Regions from separate parts of the Mus musculus genome. Here region 2 is linked to region 1. The links are chromatin contacts, found by Hi-C or POLR2A ChIA-PET in ENCODE. All regions are on one chromosome and are shown on one strand. Each heading gives the region's core, a stretch centred on a gene start or an enhancer-like site at or near the end of the contact. The rest is flanking DNA. Distances are from core to core; before and after follow the strand shown.

The links. A loop is a pair of places that touch in the nucleus more often than their neighbours do. ChIA-PET counts read pairs that join two places held with the same protein, here RNA polymerase II (POLR2A).
Region 2: a loop to region 1 is called in a map of left cerebral cortex, with 3 times the contacts of the local background. The contact joins the enhancer-like site here to the promoter of Atp1b1 in region 1. A Hi-C loop is called at or near these places in 1 of 37 maps with a recorded cell type or tissue (left cerebral cortex). POLR2A ChIA-PET finds 5 or more read pairs at or near these places in 1 of 5 experiments (Patski).

What each region holds. Positions count from the first base shown.
Region 1 is chr1:164,455,241-164,461,290 of GRCm38, reverse strand. Atp1b1 (ATPase, Na+/K+ transporting, beta 1 polypeptide) reads left to right here and starts at 2,936. Exons shown (of 6, transcript NM_009721.6): 1 at 2,936-3,530. The coding sequence starts at 3,434. It overlaps Gm32391 (predicted gene, 32391), which reads right to left and starts at 2,768. Exons shown (of 4, transcript NR_168343.1): 1 at 1,551-2,768.
Region 2 is chr1:164,846,944-164,852,415 of GRCm38, reverse strand. No RefSeq gene overlaps it. Among named protein-coding and RNA genes, the nearest start is that of Gm20743, 13 kb to the left of the region's middle. Within about 2 kb of position 3,582, at least 1 of the 3 ENCODE cell types and tissues checked has a DNase peak (open chromatin) inside an H3K27ac peak, as active enhancers do; it is left cerebral cortex, where a contact is called at or near this core.

The DNA of each region.
Region 1 (6,050 bases), core at 1,687-4,186:
GAACAGCGCTCTTGGTTGGTCCACACCCAGCTGTGTGCTGCACCTGCTGGAGGCACCCCTCCCTCTCGAGAACCACACACATTTCGATTTCAACCTGCTGGTACAGCACCCTTCACAGAAGGGGCCCTGGAACAAAAGCCCAGCCCAGTACACTCCAAAGGGACATTATGTGCTTGAGTTATTCATTACTTGAGTTAGCCGAGGTCATAGAGCAGGAAGCACGTTGGGAAGAGAGGGAAAAGGTGGCATTGAGGGTGGGGAATTAGTCAGGGTGACCTTCCAGGTGAACTCAGAGTCCTAGTTAAGTATCACAGTTAAGATGGTCAGTCATAAAGTCATACCAATAGCCTCAAGGTTAGGCAAGGTCACGTGGAAGGAATCATAGTTAAGCTAGCTACTTAATAGCTTTTGCTATGCACCAGGCACTGTGCTTAACACTTTCCCACATCCTTCTTTTAATCCTGGCTACAATGTATCACTCTAATTTTACAGCCCTGGGAACAGCCCTGGTGAACAAGCGCCTTGACCAAAGTGGAGAAGCTGGCAGACCTGGAAGCGGGGAATGTGAATACCTCTCTGTCTCGGTTTTCCCAGGGCTGCTCTAGATGGGAAGATGGTGAAATGCATAAGACAGCTCCAGATGGTGGAGACTGGCTGGGCAGGTGGAGCTTGAGGTGAGCCAGAGACAGAAATGGGTCCCACATAAGTGGGCTGAGATCATGTTCTCCCATGGCAACACTAGCTCTGGTGGGAACAGGGATGATTCTAAGGAACCTAAAGGGGGATGCTGCGATGGCCCTGCATGCCTGACCTGCGCAGAGCTGAGGAACTCACCTGAGAAGGGGAGAAATCTACCCAAGGAAGACCGGGCAAGGGCAAGAAAGTCAAGCAAGCTTGTCTCCCACTCCCCACTCCCAGTATAACTGGCATTTATCATACAAGTCGACAGCTAAGGGGCAGCACTTTTCTTTTCTTTTCTTTTCTTTTCTTTTCTTTCCTTTCCTTTTTCTTTTCCTCTTCTTTCTTTCTTTCTCTCTTTCTTTCTTTCTTTCTTTCTTTCTTTCTTTCTTTCTTTCTTTCTTTCTTTCTTTCTTTCTCAATAGTAAAGAAAGTTCTGATTTAAAACCTGCCACGATGAACTGTTTGCAAACTGTTCTGGGGGTTTGAGGTACACTGGCTATGAGGAATGGTCACCGCATCAGTCTTAAGAGTCCTCTTACTCACTTTTCTTTCTTCCTCAGATGTGTAATCCTCCTGCCTATCTCCAGTCTGGGATTATAGGCAGAAACCATCAAACTCCAGCCAAGTCTCATCCCTTTTGAAGCTACTTACACCCTACTTATTCCTTATGGTTTTTTTTTTCCTGATTCTGCCCACGGGGTTTCCTCCCTCATATATATATGAGGTACACACACACACACACACACACACACACACACACACACACACACCTCCCAGTGGTCTGGTCTGCGGAATCCCCTCCACAATGTAAGTTCTGCCTAGAGACAGTGGCATCAAATCTACAGGTACAGTCTCTTCTAATAGCTTACCAACCACAAACTTGGGTTTTTTCCAAAATAAACGCTGCAGGGGCAAAGCAGAGTGACTTCTTTCTCAACAAGCTGCTCTCACAGTTGTCCTTGACACAGTGGGTCGGCAGCCCCTGTGGACTCCATGAGACTCAGTTGCTATGTCTCCCCTGAATTTTGGGTATTTTAAGGTTTTCTTCAGTCTTGCAAGTGGGATTAATGAGAAAAAGCTCATTTTTGCATCCCTTCGGTTTTGTCCTTGGGCCTGCAAGATTGACCTTGAAAATGGCAGGGTGTCTTGGGAACCCATCTCTGTGTTGGGAAGGTCTTTGATAAGAAGCTAGCTCTTTGCGCGACCGGCCAGGTCGCTCCAGGGACAGGCTTTTCTGCAGCCACTGCAGAAGCCTCGCCATGTTTTCTGCTGTGTCATCACCATAAGAGCTGTGTGGAAAGCTGTTCAGGGGCTCGGTGGATGAAAATAAGGGCGGATTTTCAGCCAACAAGGATGGAAAGAATGGTCATGTCCAACACAGTGCTCTGCGACATCTTGACATGTGAGCTGGGTCTTCCCAAGTGCTCTGTCATTCCAAGAATTCTACAGTATAGGGTAGGGGTGCCCCCAGTGAGACAGAACAGTAAGCCAATGGGAATACCAGCCACAGACCTGGGCCAGGAGAGTCTTAGGTGGCTGGGTCACGTGCATAAATTGTTCCCCGGGGTCTAGACTGGCAGGAGCCACAACCGGTTCCCAGCTACAGCCCAGGGTGGGTTTGGCAATTGTCCGGATTGAGGTGGTTCAGGCCGCCCACAAGCACAGACCAGGAGTCAGGAACCGAGGCTGCCCGCTGGGCTGGCCTGCAGAAGAGGGACGGGCCGGAACTGCAACCGCAGTGGCAGAGAGTGCGAGGGGGCGGCAGGTGCATAAGCAGAGAGGCGGAGCAGAGCTGGGCAGAGTCACTAGCGTCCTGGAGTGACCTTCCCCCACCTGGCCATGGCCTAGGGGAGGTGGACCTGCAGTAAACCCCGACCAGTACGAAGGGGTAAGACCAGTACGAAGGAGTTGAGGTCTCCGAGGTTCCCAGAGAGCGATGCAGGTGCAGGCCACAGCATTGGCGAGCGGGGGCCGGGAGGACGAGGAGGATTGTCCAGGCACAGCTCGGGGCAGAGAGAGGGCCAGCAGAGCTGCGGGAGCAGTACTCACCCGCCCCCAGTCCCTCTCCGCACCCCTGCTGCGGTGCCAGCCCCTTTAGCTTTGCCGGCTCCTTTGTGCGGGGCCCCGCGCCCGCCCCTTCGGGGGCTCAGGCCCCGCCTTCTCGGCGCTGGCGATTGGCTTGCCGTGCCGCCGGTAGGCGGAGCTACGGATGGTGGAGGCGCGGTATATAGTAAAGGTAGGGCGTGCGCCCTCAGCCAATTTCTCGGCTCCTGGCCTGCGCGCCCGTGTGCCGAGCCCGCGCTCCACTCCGCTCGCCCTTCCCGGTGACTTTCCCTCCTTGTCCCTGGTCCATCTCGCCAGAGGTCACAGCAAGCAGAGTGGTGCAGCTACAGCTTGAAGCAGCAGCTGCGGGGTTCGCTGAGCCCCCCGGAAGGCGATCGGAGTGCGGGGAAAGCCCGAGAGCGGCCGCGCGCCCACCTCTAGGTGCGGGGCTCGGAGCCGCCCAGCCCGCGCGCGCCCTCCTCCCTCGTCCCTCCTCCCTCCGCCCCCGCCGCACCTCCCCCTCCTCCCGCTCTGCCTAGGCTGCTCCGCGGCGCGCCTCGCACTCGGAGAGCCGCAGCGGCAGCGGCGCGTCTCGCTTTCGGAGACAGAGCCGGGCCGCGGGGACACCGAGCAGCCGCCGCGAGGACGCCCAGGGCGCGCGCCGCACTCGCCCTCCCTCGGCCTCGGCCGCCACTGCTGAGCAGACACCATGGCCCGCGGAAAAGCCAAGGAGGAAGGCAGCTGGAAGAAATTCATCTGGAACTCGGAGAAGAAGGAGTTTTTGGGCAGGACCGGTGGTAGTTGGTGTAAGTACGCGCTCCGCGGCTCTGCCGTCGGCGCCTTGGCTTTTCTTAGGAGGCGCGTCTGTACGCGAGCACTGCGGACAGTTCGGCGCCCGCGGGGCTGACCAGGGTGTTAGGGAGTGGGTGGTAGGAGCTGCTAGGAGCGTGCGGCCCTGGGCTTGGCATCCAGTGACAAATGTGGGGGGTCCCCAGGATGCGCCTCGGGTGGGGAGCTGGAGCTAGGGTTTTGGGTATGGTAGGGATCTTCGTTTCCTAAGCCTTTCCTCCTGGGAAATTCGGTCAGGTTCCAGGAGCCTATGTATGTACCCTCCCTTTCCATCTCCCAAGACCTTAGAAAAACGAGATTTGGGGCCGTGAGCAGAACTCACGAGCGTACCTGTTCTAATGCAGACGATGCTGCGATAGATAGCATCATTCTTCCAGTCTAGAAATGTATCTAGAATGGATAGGAACGGGGAGAAGAAATGCATCCACACTGCAGTCCTCACACATTGCAGTCATCACAGCCCAGAAATGGCCCAGTGAGCTCCATTCATGGCTCGTTTTTTAAGCCTTGGCTAGACATGGTGTTTTTAAGCTCTTCATGATACAAACGAAGAAACAGGTTATATTAGAGCATTTCATGCAGCCTGTTGCTTCCTTGGCTGGACTCCCCCTCATACCCCATTGAAAATTACATACCGTGTTTGTTTTTTACCTCCTTACACTGGAAAGGTACTAGGTTTTTTTTTTTAAGGTCATTTTGAAGGGCATAGTTGTAGACAAATCCATGAGTCGTGACTGCGGAAGGGAGGGAGGGAACTCCCCTCTGCTGCATCACTGCCCCCCTCCTTCTCCAGTATCACCATCACCACCAGCTCCTCTACCTTCTCTCTCGCCTCCTTCCCCCTCCCACCCCTATAGCAGCAGCATTGCAGGAACTAAGGGAACCCTGAAAACTAACGATGCGATGCTGCGTTCCTGTGTGGGGAGGGTCTATGGAAATAGACTGGAGAATGAGTCAGGGAAAAGAGCGCTTGGCTGACATTTTGAAAAGGAAGAAGCTGGGATGTATGATTTTTTTTCCTCCTAAAGAAAAAAAAAATGCAGTTAGGGAGCCTCTCAAAAATAAAGGGTTAATAATGCATCATTCTTCAAGGTTATGAAGGTGACGCCTCATTCATTCCACGGTATTACCAGGGAGCATAGGCATCCCTGAGCCATGGGAAAATGGAGTCTTAAATGGATGGCTTTTTATTTCGCCTTATATTCCATTTTATTTGTGGAGACTGTCCTTCCATGGGAGTATGCCCGTAGCATACCCGTGTTTCTGTAACGTGGAAGGAGAGACCTGAAGAGATGTGAGGTTTGTAAAGGATGACCAGCCTGGGCTATTTCCTAGCAACTCTTTGTAACTCAGCTAGGAGGCCTAGGAGGTGCACTGCGGAATTGGCCCCTCCTCCCACGTTGGCTAGGGCTGCTTTCCCTGGTGGTCTGGCCCCTGCAGCAGCATCACAGGACCAAGGGGGTGGCACTGACGCCAGGGACCTTGTGAAATTTGCCCTCTAGTGTTTTTCCACTTCTTAAAACATCTTTCTTTTCCTCATTCCAATCTCACACTCCTTCTTTGAATAATATTTGCTTTAGAGGGTAAGGAAGGCAGTATGGAACAGCTTGTTCTTTAAAGCGACATTTAATGGGACAGCCCTTCTGTATCAGACAGGGAGAGAGAATGAGCCTGTGTGGTCTTGAGGGTCACATCCAGCAAGGTAGTGATACCCACGGACTTAGGAAGCAGCTGCCGCAACTCATCTTCCATTTTGTGGGTGCTGAGCTCGAAACCCAGTTTGTGTTTTGTGCAATCCTATCTGTGCCCCTTTCACAATGTAAGAAATGACAGAGAAGTTCCTATGTCATAGAGAGAGAGATGCCCCCTTTCCAGCTCTGGGCCCAACATGGATGCCCTTGGGACCAGGGCACGATGCCCTTGGCTCCGTTTTGCTTATAGGTAGATTTTTCACCAAGATGGACGGCAGGAGGCTCGAGCCTGTCACCTGCTGGAGAGATCACAACTTACAAAAATCACTTTGTGCTTTCTACCTTTTCATTAAGTTTATCCATGTGTTGGTAGGTTTTTATATTTGCCATTGGTTTTCCAGGTCACTTTTTAAAACCCTATTTTTGGCATCTTAAAGAATATATATATATATATTTATTTCGCCTTATATTCCATTTATATATATATATATATATATAGGCAAAATTCCTCGTGCTCCTTGTTCTTTAATTATAGAAGGAAAAGAAAATTTGTTTTAAAGAATACAAAATGCCTTCAAAGCCGATAACCCAGCCTCCAACATCATGTCACCCAGCTGGTTGGTGGCACTAACCTAGTCTTTGTATGTGTTTCTCCGTGCCACTGGTAGCCTTGGTCTTGGGGAGAACATTGCCCGAGCTCACTAGATATGCGTGCTGCGCTCTGTCTAACCAAATGACTTTACTGCAGTGACAGGTTTACCAAGTCCTGTGCGGCAGCAACACAAT
Region 2 (5,472 bases), core at 2,333-4,832, 390 kb before region 1:
CAAATCAAAACAACCCTGAGATTCCACCTCACACCAGTCAGAATGGCTAAGATGAAAAATTCAGGTGACAGCAGATGCTGGCGAGGATATGGAGAAAGAGGAACACTTCTCCATTGCTGGTGGGATTGCAAGCTTGTACAACCACTGTGGAAGTCAATCTGGAGGTTCCTCAGAAAATTTAACATAATACTACCGGAAGATCCAGCAATACCTCTCCTGGGCATATACTCAGAAGAAGTTCCAACTGGTAATAAGAACACATGCTCCATTATGTTCATAGCAGCCTTATTTATAATAGCCAGAAGCTGGAAGGAACGCAGATGTCCCTTAACAGAAGAATGGATACAGAAAATGTGGTACATTTATACAATGGAGTACTACTCAGCTATTTAAAACAATGGATTTATGAAATTCTTGGACAAATGGATGTATCTGGAGGGCATCATCCTGAGTGAGGTAACCCAATCACAAAAGAAGTCATTAGATATGCACTCACTGATAAGTGGATATTAGCCCAGAAACAGAACACCCAAGATACAATTTGCAAAACACAAGAAAATCAAGAAGAGGGAAGACCAATGGGTAGATACTTCATTCCTCCTTAGAATAGGGAACAAAATACCCGTGAAAGGAGTTACAGAGACAAAGTTTGGAGCTAAGATGAAAGGATGGACTATCCAGAGACTACCCCACCCGGGGATCCATCCCATAATCAGCCACCAAACCCAGACACTATTGCATATGCCAAAAAGATTTTGCTGAAGGGACCTTGTTATAGCTGTCTGGTATGAGGCTATGCCAGTGCCTGGCAAATACAGAAGTGGATGCTCACAGTCATCTATAAATGGAACACAGGACTCCCAATGGAGAAGCTAGAGAATGCACCCAAGGAGCTGAAGGGATCTGCAACCCTGTAGGTGGAACAACAATATGAACTAACCAGTACCCCGGAGCTCATGTCTCTAGCTGCATATGTATCAGAAGATGGCCTAGTTGGCTATCACTGGGAAGAGAGGCCCCTTGGTATTGCAAACTTTATGTGCCCCAGTACACGGGAATGCCAGGGCCAAGAAGCAGGAGTGGGTGTGTAGGGGAGCAGGGCGGAGGGAGGGTATAGGGAACTTTTGGGATAGCATTTGAAATGTATATAAAGAAAATATCTAATATAAATAAATAAATATATGTCTGAACCATTCTTTTAGTGTGCTTCTCTCTGCCTCCTGCTTGCAGCAGATGTGGTGTTAACCCTGAGCTGTTCCTACCACCATGCCTTCACTCCACCATCATGGACTCTAATCCTCTGAAGCTGTAAGACCAATTAAACAATTAAACACTTCCTTTATATGTTGCCATGATCATGGTGTTTTGTCAGAAGTAGAAAAGTGACTAAGACAGTAGTCAAATAAATTGTTTTTGTGAGCCAATAATTTTATACTATTATACAAATGTTCAAGCCAGAGAGAACAATTAGTTCACTTTAAGCAAATATTCTCCTGAATAATCTGACTTGGACTCATCTAATCAATGGGAAGGACTTAGAGGAAAAGTGAAACTGCTCACAGCAGAAGACATTTGCCTGAGGACTAGCGCTTCAGCTCCCATTCAAAGGTTTTCAGCATCTTTGGTTGTCCCTACAATCACATAAGATAGTCTCTTAAAACAAATTTCCATATCACATTGAAACTATTATGTTTCCCTTTGTAGAAATGACATGGATTATATTATTAATACCAAGAAGCAAAATGTTGTTATAATAGACATCAAAAACTTCAGAGGTAGCTTTGGAATTAGGTAATAGGTAGAGGCATGATAGAAAAGTCTGATATTGAGCTTTCATAGTAAATGTGAATGTGTTATTGAATTGCTAAGAGAGGGGCAGCAGCAGCAGCCTTACCCAGCTGTGAATCCTGTGAGCTACAGTAATGATTAGTTTGGAAAGATTTGCCCACGGGTACAATAGTTGCATGAACTCATAGCACCCATGGTTGTCTGCAGAATATCTGCATGAGATCAAGCCAGTCAGCATTTTAGCATGGAGTTGGGAAGAGTTCATGAGCCTCTGCTCATAGCTCAGGAATCACAGGCAGTTGATTCTTTTCAGAGGAAGTAAACTAAGTTTTCTTTATGATAATGGTCCCCGGAAGATTGATTGCATTTCAGTGAATGGCCTCAAATCTGTGAGTATATGAGCAGCAAAACTAAATTCACTGGGTTAATATTTTAAAAGAGGACAAGATGCTGGGGTCATAGGGATGTAGGCATGGATCTGGATGGATTTGGAGTGAGGAGGCAGGTGATTATGATCAAAACACATGTATGAAATTCTCGAAAGGATGGACCATCTAGAGACTGCCATATCCAGGGATCCATCCCATAATCAGCTTCCAAACGCTGACACCATTGCACACACTAGCAAGATTTTGCTGAAGGGACCCAGATAGAGCTGTCTCTTGTGAGACTATGCTGAGGCCTAGCAAACACAGAAGTGGATGCTCACAGTCAGCTATTGGATGGATCACAGGGCCCCCAATGGAGGAGCTAGAGAAAGTACCCAAGGAGCTAAAGGGGTCTGCAACCCTATAGGTGAAACAATAATATGAACTAACCAGTACCCCGGAGCTCTTGACTCTAGCTGCATATGAATCAGAAGATGGCCTAGTCGGCCATCAGTAGAAAGAGAGGCCCATTGGTCGTGCAAACTTTATATGCCTCAGTACAGGGGAACGACAGGGCCAAGAAGTGGGAGTGGGTGGGTGGGGGAGTGGGTGAGGGAGCATGTGGGGGACTTTTAGGATAGCATTGGAAATGTAAATGAAATAAATACCCAATTAAAAAAAAAAGAAAAAAAAAGAAATTCTCAAAGAATTGGTGAAAACTTAAAGGACAAAGAAATATCCAATACTGTCTTGAAGAGCTAGAAATGCAAGGGAATCTTAGGTCAGGTCCCAGAAACAAATGAAGTCATATTGGAAAGTACAGAAAGGCATTTTTTATAAAGTAATAAAAAACTTGGCTAAAGCATGTCTTGCTAGGTGGAAGCTACAAATGATGAAGTTGGACATCTTGCAGAAAAGATTTTCAAGCAAAGTGTGGAAAGGACCGTCTAGTTTCTCTTTACTAGGTAGAGAAAGCAAGAGAGGCAGAAGAGAGTAAAGAAGAAACTCTTAAGGATTAGCCTTTGATGATTTAAGAGATTTTCATGTTATCCAGATTGCAAAGAATGCTGAAAAGAAGAAATGCACTGTTAAGCAAATGTACTCTGGAGAGACGGCCAAGGGCACATGAGGACAGTCTTTGGAAAGATTAGGCATTCAACTCATGGATACACTCCCTCATGTTGGAAGCAGCCAGAAATAGTGAAGGGCTGTCCTATCAGAGAATATATGGGAAACTATTGTCTGTCTGAGTGACTCCCCTTGGTGTACACAGACAGCCTATGCTCTCTTGGAGGATTATTATACCCGAGAAACATTTCAGTCTGAGATTGAACAGAGGATGGACAAAATAAAAAGGTATTTTCGGATTCTCTTAATTATATAGGCAGGAAGCGAAATGATAAATTATGCAGCTGCACACATGCGCCAGCCTTCAGGAACAGGAGTGACTCACTGGATAGAGCCATGGAACCAGGGCTAAGGATGATAAAGCAGCTACTGAGAACACAGGCACAGGAGCTGTGAGCCAGCGGATGGATCTGAGAGCCAAAGAAGAGCGCTCACAGACCCTGAAACCCAAAGGGATTTTTTTTCTTGCTTAGTCTTGAATGTGTGTGAGACCAGAGGCTCCTTAATTCCTTCTATTTTTCTCCCTTCTGGGATGAAAACATGTATGTTTTACCTGTGTGTTTTAGAAGCAGGAAACTTGTTTTCTGGTTCATCAGTCCATCATAGGAGAATTCTCCCTACATTCAAAGTGAAGTGTACCCAGAGTGTCATCTATATGTGACTTAGGTGATCTAGGTGGTTAGAGTGAGGGCTTTTGAGAGGTTATTTGGAAAAAATTTTGTATTTAGATTTGTAGAGTATTAAAAAGTTTGGGGATTGCACTGGCTAGTTTGGCATTAACTTGATACAAACTGGAGTCATCTAAAAGGAGGAAACCTCAATTGAGAAAATGCCTCTGTAAGATCCATCTGTAGGGCATTTTCTTAATTAGTGATCAACTGAGGAGGGTCCAGCCCTTTGGGAGTCATCCTTAGGCTGGGGTCCTGGGCTCTATAAAAAAGCAGGCTGAGTAAGCCATGATAGACAAGCTTGGAAGTAGCACTTCTCCATGGCCTCTGCATCAGCTCCTGACTTCTAGTTCCTGTCCTGACTTCTTTCAGTGGTAGACTCTGATATGGAAATGAAAGCCAAATAATCTTTCCCTCCTCACTTTGCTTTTGGTCACGGTGTTTCATCACAGCAATAAACCCTTGCTAAGACAGGAATGGTGTGATAGAGAGAATACATTTTTCATGGGGACAGATATGAGTTAGGAGGTAAGAGGACAAAATATAGTGGGTTGACCAGTGTCCACTCAGAACAAACATTGTTCCTCTGTCCTCTTCAAAAAAGAGTAGTTCTATTGGCGTTTCCAGCCTTTAGGACTATGAATGAGCATACTTCTGCTGTTTTAAGCCATCAGACTAAAGACAATTTGATAAGGTGGTATCTTACTTAGGGTTTTATTGCTGTGAAGAGACACCATGACCAAGGCAAGTCTTAGAAAAGAAAACATTTAATTGGGGCTGGCTTACAGTTTCAGAGGTTCAGTCCATTATCATCATGGCAGGAAGCATGGCAACCTGCAGGCAGACATGGTGTTAGAAGAGCTGAGAGCTCTATATATTGATCTGAATGCAGCCAGGAAGAGACTGTCTTTGGCAGACAGTGAGGAGGAGGGTCTCTTCTGCACTGGGTGGAGCTTGAGCACTAGGAGACCTCAAATCCTGCCTACACAGTGACACACTTCCTTCAACAAGGTCACACCTCCTAATAGTGCCACGTCCACGAGCCAAGCATATTCAAACCATCAGAGATAGCCCTAAATGCATAACCTTATAGTGCACATTTTTACCAGTTTGTACTCAACTTTGTACTTAATATAAACAACAGTGATCATGTTGCTGCCCTAGGTACTAGGTAGATATCTACAAATGAAACACATTCCAGGGCCATAAAATAACTACTATTCAGCATATGCTTGTTGATAAGAATAAATTGAAGATGTGGGACTTCAGGGCAAGTCTGCAGCTTTCTGGGTTGCTCAGAGAAGATCTGTTAGGGTATTGGGAGCTGTCTGGGAAAGGAAGAGCATACACTTTAGAACCAGGAGAATACAGAGGTTTTTCAAGGCTCCATATGGCTGGAATGCTGTATGCTGGCTAGAAGCATTAGACAGAGAGGAGGAAAATGGGGTCTAGCTTATTGATATTCATGAAGCTAGGCACAACAGACATAGTGACGCAGAGAGAATGATTTTAGCCAGGCA